Regions from separate parts of the Homo sapiens genome. Here region 2 is linked to region 1. The links are chromatin contacts, found by Hi-C or POLR2A ChIA-PET in ENCODE. All regions are on one chromosome and are shown on one strand. Each heading gives the region's core, a stretch centred on a gene start or an enhancer-like site at or near the end of the contact. The rest is flanking DNA. Distances are from core to core; before and after follow the strand shown. Region 1 holds the start of ALG10B (ALG10 alpha-1,2-glucosyltransferase B). Region 2 has its middle 34 kb from the start of ALG10B.

Evidence for each region. Hi-C counts contacts between places; a loop is a spot of excess contacts on that map. ChIA-PET counts read pairs that join two places held with the same protein, here RNA polymerase II (POLR2A). Pooled maps may share reads with other maps.
Region 2: a loop to region 1 is called in a pooled map, with 8 times the contacts of the local background. The contact joins the enhancer-like site here to the promoter of ALG10B in region 1. A Hi-C loop is called at or near these places in 8 of 37 single-sample maps with no recorded cell type and 4 of 50 pooled maps. POLR2A ChIA-PET finds 5 or more read pairs at or near these places in 1 of 52 experiments (activated CD4-positive, alpha-beta T cell).

What each region holds. Positions count from the first base shown.
Region 1 is chr12:38,314,756-38,318,803 of GRCh38, reverse strand. It overlaps ALG10B (ALG10 alpha-1,2-glucosyltransferase B), which reads right to left and starts at 2,030. Exons shown (of 3, transcript NM_001013620.4): 1 at 1,740-2,030; 2 at 346-543. The coding sequence starts at 1,910. RefSeq lists an enhancer at 1,760-2,959.
Region 2 is chr12:38,348,835-38,352,882 of GRCh38, reverse strand. No RefSeq gene overlaps it. Among named protein-coding and RNA genes, the nearest start is that of ALG10B, 34 kb to the right of the region's middle. RefSeq lists an enhancer at 2,054-2,133. Within about 2 kb of position 2,067, at least 2 of the 41 ENCODE cell types and tissues checked have a DNase peak (open chromatin) inside an H3K27ac peak, as active enhancers do.

The DNA of each region.
Region 1 (4,048 bases), core at 781-3,280:
TTTTCCCTACTGAATATATACGTTTTACAAGAAAAAGACTGCCTCATTTATCTCTGTAGTCCCAGTCCCCAGCACATGGAATAAGCTCAGTAAGTATTTATTGAACTGGTTTGACTCACTTAACAAATATTTACTTTAGAGTTTACAAATAAGTTATTCAAGTATTTAAATACAAATTTATTCTAAAATGGAGATGGAGAATTTAAATTTACCTTTACATAATATACAAAAAATACAAAGTTACAAAGTGTTAAAGACATTTTTCACCAAATCTCATAAAACTAATTCATTGTAATTGTGGACCTGACTACACATAAACTTGTAATTAAGTATTTTGAAACATACCTTGTTTCTGGGTTGTACCTTGTGGAAAAGCAAATATAGTAAATAGAAGTTGCCAACACTGAAGAGAAGATTAACAAATCTGAGCATCCCAATGGAGCAGACAACATGTTCAGACCATGCAAAGATCCAAATGGCAGGTTTGACCACTCCAACTGACACCAGGTACAAGCCAGGTAATGTAGTAATCATGGGATCCCACTTTAAAATGAAAGAAAATGAAGTAAAAGCAAGAGGTAATACGAACAAGACAGACACAAATATGTCAAGCCCAAGTCTCATCTCCAGCAACAATCAGAAATTTTGAGAAGTTAGTCTATGACAAGATTAAGTAAGTCCTTGGCAGAACAGGATTAGTTTTTCTTATTTTTTGCCCCCGGACCAGCTTAGTGATGGTTCAGGTAGCAGCAACCAATAAACAACAACTTAAAATCTATTTCTATTTTCCAAGAAATGTTCTTTAAAAGCCTTTATTTTGATAAATAAACTGCAAATGCTCCAGTTTTTAAAAGCATGGAAACATTGTTTGGGACTCTAAGTTTAGGAAAACATTTGGACCACAGGCTCCATGATGACAGCTGACATAAACTGAGACAGAAATTGTGCCAAACCCTCTGTATTGTAACATTACAATATGCCCTATAGTAAAGATTATTGTCATTTTGCAGATGAGTAACCTGAATTTCTGAAACTCAGAACATCTCCAAGATCACAAAACTAGTAAATCACAGCACCAAGATTTAAGATCAGATCTTTCTCTAAAACAGACTTTATATTTCTAGCCAGTACCCTATATTGTGTCACCAGAAAAGCAGGGGATGTTTATTTTGATATTTATATGTACATACTTGCACAGTCAAATATATATTCAAAAATGATGTGACTTGACTGGTTGCCAGTTTATCCAGTCAACAGATAGTTCACTAAAAATACCCAGGGAAGGAATTTGTGATTATAAATTGTCACTTTTTGGTAGCCGAAGATCCCTCCAGTCCACCCTATCCCACCCCTAAAATGCACAGTGAGGTGCTTAACAGGTGAGCTAAAGGGAAGTTTTCTGATATTTCCAAGGAGCACCCGAATGCCTTTAATCCTGAGACAAGGAAAAACAAAGTGGGATCGATATTGTCAGCTGCCAAGAGGAGCGCTCAGTTCCCCACTAAGTATTCTCCCAGATCACTCCTCCCTGGGGATCAGATCTGCTGTTTATTCATTCATTTAATAAATATTTCACAGATCTCAGAGACAGGAACAAAAGACTATACCCAGTTTCTTTCATGTTCTGAGGCTGGGGTGGGGTGGAAAGGGACGAGTTAAGTCTAAAGATGGGAGAAGGAGCTGGGGACGCTGGGACCTTTCAGGCCTCTCCTGGGGTGGGGACAGGTTGGGCACCCCACCTGGGAAAGGGAGAAATGGCCCTCACAGTAGCGCTGCGCCTGAGGCAGGTGGAAGATCTCGTCCATGTAGGGCTCTCGCAGCGCCCGGCTGAAGGCGGAGAAGAGGAGGCAGGACACTAAAAAGGTACAGCTCAAGGCGGCCGAGAAACAGTAACCCTCTAGCTGCGCCATTCCTGCTCCCACAGCCACTGCCCAAGAACCCACTCCTGGAAAATTCTGAGCCCGGAAACCCGAGCTGGAAACTTGGGCTCGAAATGGGCGCGCTAGACAGGACTAGCCAGACGGGGCCACATACCGGAAGGCAAAGGATGCTGGGAGAGCGCGGATCCGGAAAACAGCGGGTCGCTGTTTCCTGGAGTGACGGGTTTAGATAACGGACCGGATGATTACCCTCTCCATCACATTACTCGGGGCGCACAGTGTCAAAACTTCCGGAAAGGGCGGGTCTCGGATTTCGCGAGCGCGGGAGGGGCGTGGCTTGCTGCTTTGGAAAAAAAAAAAAGCCGCTTCTTAGCTTGGATCTTTTTTCCTGCTCATTTCCATCACTTACCAGAAGGTGGCGACGTTTCCCCACGTTTCCAATTCCAAGCCCTAAAATTAACACATTTTTTTCCCCCGTTATTTCTTTTCTTTCTCTCCAGTGATCCGAATTAATTAAACCCTCAATTCCAAGACATTTCATTCCATCAACCTTGGAGTGTAGGAAGGGGGCGTTGGTTGTGATAGCAAAGACTGAGACTTTCAGATGAAAACTTGAAGAACCAGAGACCCGTCAATGCCGAATGAACTTCAGTGAGAGGAGTGTTTGTTCGTTTGTTTGTTTGTTTAGGTTAAGAGAGAACTCTTTCAAAATGTGGATGCTCTCAGAGGATTTAGTAAAATTGACACTCCTAGTGCACTCTCATAGCCATATTACCCTGTAGGATTTGGAAGAAAATATATATTTTAGAATTTGGGATGTTTTAGGTGTGCCTGTAAATTAGGTTGTTAATATTTATAAGGCAGCCTTCTGTTTTTCCTACTAAATCATAAGCGTGAACATCTTAGTGGGTGGCATTATACATCCTTTATGTTTGTAGTCCCCCAAATGGCTTTCACACAGTAGGCACTTAAATTTGTGGACTTTTATAGGCTGTGTAGACATCATCAAATTCCTGTATTCTGGGATTAGGTGTTGGGGGCAGGAGATGTGGTAAATAATTTGAAGAATGCCGAAGATAAATTATGTGTTGGAATTTTGTCTTGAGCATGGTTGGCCATGTTTTGTAGAAAAACTTTCTCTCAGGTAACCTCAGTCAGGTTGCCTTTGGCAGGCATATATCAGATTGAGTCGGGATTTAAGGTTGCAAACCTCAGAGTTCTCAATTGAGCTCTTTTTCTGGGTTAAAAATAATTCAGTATTTCTGAACTTAAGAAAGTTTCTTAAATCAAGCTGACTGCCTTTCCAGTCTGTCTCTGCCTGTTTCCTCAATGATAAGAGGAGGTAGTGGTGAATGAGGGCTGGGACGGGAATATTTACATTACTGGAATAAAATCATGTCAGGATTCTACTCTGATGTGATGCTTAGCTTTGCTTTAACCATCATCTCCCATTTTATTATTGATTCCATGCTGTACTTATCTGTTTAAGTCACTTGTAACACATCTCCAGATGATTCAGTCTTCAAGAGGTTGATGTGATCTACGAGTAATTAGCCCCTGACCTATTGACCTGCTAAATCGTGTTATATATACTCTGCAGCTTACTGACCCACCCTAGAAATAGTGGGCCGTTTTTAAAGGGAGTAGAACAAGACTAGACATTTATGCTCTCCATTTTTCTTCATAACAATTGCCACCAATAGTTTATGTTAAACATTTGACTCCTATACATGCTGCACACATCGCTTTACATAAAATGGAAAGTTTCAAGGAAATATAGGGTTTTAGGATGGCTAGGGATCTTTATTAATAATCTACTTGACTTCATTTTATAAAAGAAGCTGATTTTTAAAAAATGAATAATTTACCTAAAATTACATAAAAAATTAGTGTCAGAACCAAGTGTAGGAATTAGAACATCAGACCAAGAGTAATAAAATAACTTCACAGCCTTATAGGTTAAAATAATCTACAATATATACTGAATTGAATGTTTCACTAGTCCCAATAACTTTACATTTACATTCCACTATTCTCTGTTTCCATACACCAATTTGAAATACAAGTTTCATCTTTTAAAAAAATGTTCGTCTTACAGACTAATTACATCAAAATCTGCTGGGGGATCATTGTGAAAAACTAGATTCTAGAGAGCCATCTCAAATCAC
Region 2 (4,048 bases), core at 818-3,317, 34 kb before region 1:
ATGGCGATCATTAAAAAGTGAGGAAACAACAGGTGCTGAAGAGGATGTGGAGAAATAGGAACACTTTTACACTGTTGGTGGGACTGTAAACTAGTTCAACCATTGTGGAAGTCAGTGTGGCGATTCCTCAAGGATCTAGAACTAGAAATACCATTTGACCCAGTCATCCCATTACTGGGTATATACCCAAAGGATTATAAATCATGCTGCTATAAAGGCACATGCACACATATGTTTATTGAGGCACTATTCACAATAGCAAAGACTTGGAACCAACCCAAATGTCCAACAATGATAGACTGGATTAAGAAAATGTGGCACATATACACCATGGAATACTATGCAGCCATAAAAAAAGATGAGTTCATGTCCTTTGTAGGGACATGGATGAAATTGGAAATCATCATTCTCAGTAAACTATCATAAGAACAAAAAACCAAACACTGCATATTCTCACTCATAGGTGGGAATTGAAGAATGAGAACACATGGACACAGGAAGGGGAACATCACACTCTGGGGACTGTTGTGGGGTGGGGGGAGGGGGGAGGGATAGCTTTAGGAGATATACCTAATGCTAAATGATGAGTTAATGGGTGCAGCACACCAGCATGGCGCAGGTATACATATGTAACTAACCTGCACATTGTGCACATGTACCCTAAAACTTAAAGTATAATAATAATAAAATAAAATAAAAGATTAGACAAAACAGTGATACCTAAATATACTTATAATAAATTACTCATTTTTTAAAATAAAACAGTGGAAATACAAAAAAAAAAAAAAAGAAAATGTGACACATATACACCATGGAATACTATACAGCCGTAAAAAAGGATGAGTTCATGTCCTTTGTAGGGACATGGATTAAGCTGGAAACCATCATTCTCAGCAAACTATCCCAAGAAAAAAAACCAAACACCGCATGTTCTCACTCATAGGTGGGAAATGAACAATGAGAACACTTAGACACAGGAAAGGGAACATCACACACTGGGGCCTGTCATGGGGTTTGGGGAGTGGGGAGGGAAAGCATTAGGAGATATACCTAATGTAAATGAGGAGTTAATGGGTGCAGCACACCAACATGGCACATCTATACATATGTAACAAACCTGCACATTGTGCACATGTACCCTAGAACTTAAAGTATAAAAAAAAAATTGAAAACAAAAAGTTTGCCCTGTCCATCCAATTTATCTCCTGAGCCTTGCAATCAGCCTTTTTAGTTGCTTCTATATCTATTCAGTGTTTCTTTATATGTATCAACACATCTGTTTGCATGTCTTCTTATTTATCTTCTTTATCACACAAAAAGGTTATGTGCCCAATACATTCTTGTGCTCCTTGTCCCCAAACTTTTCTAATATAGCCTGCCATTTATGCACTTTGTAATGTAATGGTCACATGGTCCCATTTATAGTAAGCAGAAAAAGCCGAGTCTGATTCATTGAAAGGTTATTGCCCTTCTGAGGAGGAAATTAAAACTATGTAGCAATCTTAATTTTAAAGTAAATTGTGGTGCTGTGGCATAGCTGTGACCCTAAGCAACAATCTCATCTAACAGTCTTAGAACATTCTGTTGGCATTTGATATCCTTAATAGCCCAAAGAAACCACATAAAAGTGCTTTAAAAAAAGACTTGTTGAATTCAATTAAATTTAGAAGAAACTTGGCTGTTTTGCTTTTGTTTCACTTTTGCTTTAGTTTAAAAACTGTGAGGATGAGGCAAGTAGCTTAGATGTTAAAACTTAAGTAATAAACAGATGGGGAGAAGACATAAGTGTGAAAAACTGTCAGTCTATCCATCCATTCATGCATGCAGCAAGAATTACTGAGCTCCTGCTATACTCCAGAAATGATTCCACACCCTGGGGATACAGTGGTAAAAATGCCAAGCTCATAACAGCTTGATGCCTGTATTCTAGGCTCTAGCATATTCTGTTACCCTATACAAAGGCACTATGACCTGCCACCAAAATTACTGCTCTGCCTCCTATCTCATTTCCTCATTTCTATCCATCCAGCCTTTGGTCTACACTCATAACAGCAGCCAGATTTGTTCTGTTAAAAAACAAAGGCCAGATGATGTCATCCCTACTCAAAATCCCCTGATAGTTTCTCATCCCCTTTGAGTAAAAGCCAACGTTCTTATAAAGCTTACACGATCTAGCTCTCTTACTGATCAGTGAAACTACATAATGATACATTTGGATATAAAACATTATAAAGACTATGAAAAATGTAGAGTAATATATAACAGCATTTCTCTTTCCACTGAGCAATATTAAGTACTTAGTGTGTACAGATTACTGATGCTACCTCTTTAGATTCCAGGTATGAGAACGGTTATGGCTGAGTACTAAGTGCAGGCATTGGCTTAAGTAACCATAGATTTCCTTTCATAAAAGCATTGACATATTTAATGGAAGTGGTAGATAAACATTCATTATTTCTGCTGTACCATTGTCCTATCTATCCATTAAGAAAATACGCAAGAAAGCACAGCAGAAAAAAAGTTGGTTGAAAATAGTAGATTTAGGCAAGACTGAATTGAAGATCTTTAATTCTTTCCCTTGGAATTTCTCAGAGTTCAGAGACAGGCTCAATAATAAAACAATTCAATGCCTTAAATGAAATATAAATCAATGCCTTAAAAAATACTGTTTTATTTTGCAAATGAATGAAAAGATCCCAACTTTATGTTTCCCAAAACATCGAAAAGAGGATTAAAAAGGTGGTTGGCTATATTTTTTTCCAAACAGAGTCACATATTAAATGTTACAGATAATTTTCAGCCAACTGACAGGAAGACTTTTAATCTATAATAGTTTTATATCCTTCCATGTAACTTTTGGTAAAGTGGATTATACGGCTAGGATTTCCAGACAATATACTAAAAACAAAACCACTCTCAATTCCTTGAAAGAAAATAGTTCATACTATTTACCATGGCTGCATTCTGAATTTTAAATGCAAATAGTACGTTTATGCAATGACACTCAAAAAATCTATTGAATGAATTAATAAACAAATAGATCCAAATAAGTCTTTCTTGCATATTGATTAGTGGAAAGAAAACAAAGAACCAGAACCATCTAGGAGATTTACCTATATTTGGGATAGGAACCTCTCTTCCTCTGGAATTCCTTGCAGGGACATGCATTTAAGTTGCGCTTTAGATCCCACGAAGCAGCATGGGGGTGCAGAAAGAGAAGGCTGGTGGTGGTCAAAGACTCCTGAGCTCATATCATGGCATCCTGTTTGCTAGCTGACAAAGTGATCTTATGTGTGTTAGTTCTGTGGTTCCATTTTGCTATCTATAAAATTTGCCTAACACTACCTCCCTTACAGAAACATAGTGAGGATAAAGGAGATAACATCTGTACAGATCTCATGGTCTTTGCATTTAAGTTCTCTCTCATTGAAATACTCTTTTCTCAACACATTGCTTAGCTGTTTCCTTCTTTTTATATTTTTTCCATAGGTTATTGGGATACAGGTGATATTTGGTTACATGAGCATGTTCTTTAGTGGTGATTTGTGAGATTTTAGTGCACCCATCATCCAAACAGTATACATTGCACCCTATTTGTAGCCTTTTATCCCTTGCCCCTCTACCACTCTTCCCCCCAAGTCCCCAAAGTCCATTGTATCATTCTTATGCCTTTGCATCCTCATAGCTTAGCTCCCACATATCAGTGAGAACATACAATGTTTGGTTTTCCATTCCTGAGTCACTTCACTTAGAATAATAGTCTCCAGTCTCACCCAGTTTGCTGCAAATGCTGTTAATTCATTCTTCTTTTTCTCTGGGTAGATACCCAGTAGTGGGATTGCTGGATCAAATGGTAGTTCTAATTTTAGTTCTTTAAGGAATCTCCCCACTGTTTTCCATAGTGGCTGTACTAGTTTACATTCCCACCAGCAGTGTAGAAGTGTTCCCTGATCACCCCATCCACACCAACAGCTACTGTTTTTTTGATTTTTCGATTATGTCCATTCTTGCAGGAGGAAGGAGGTACTGCATTGTGGTTTTGATTTGC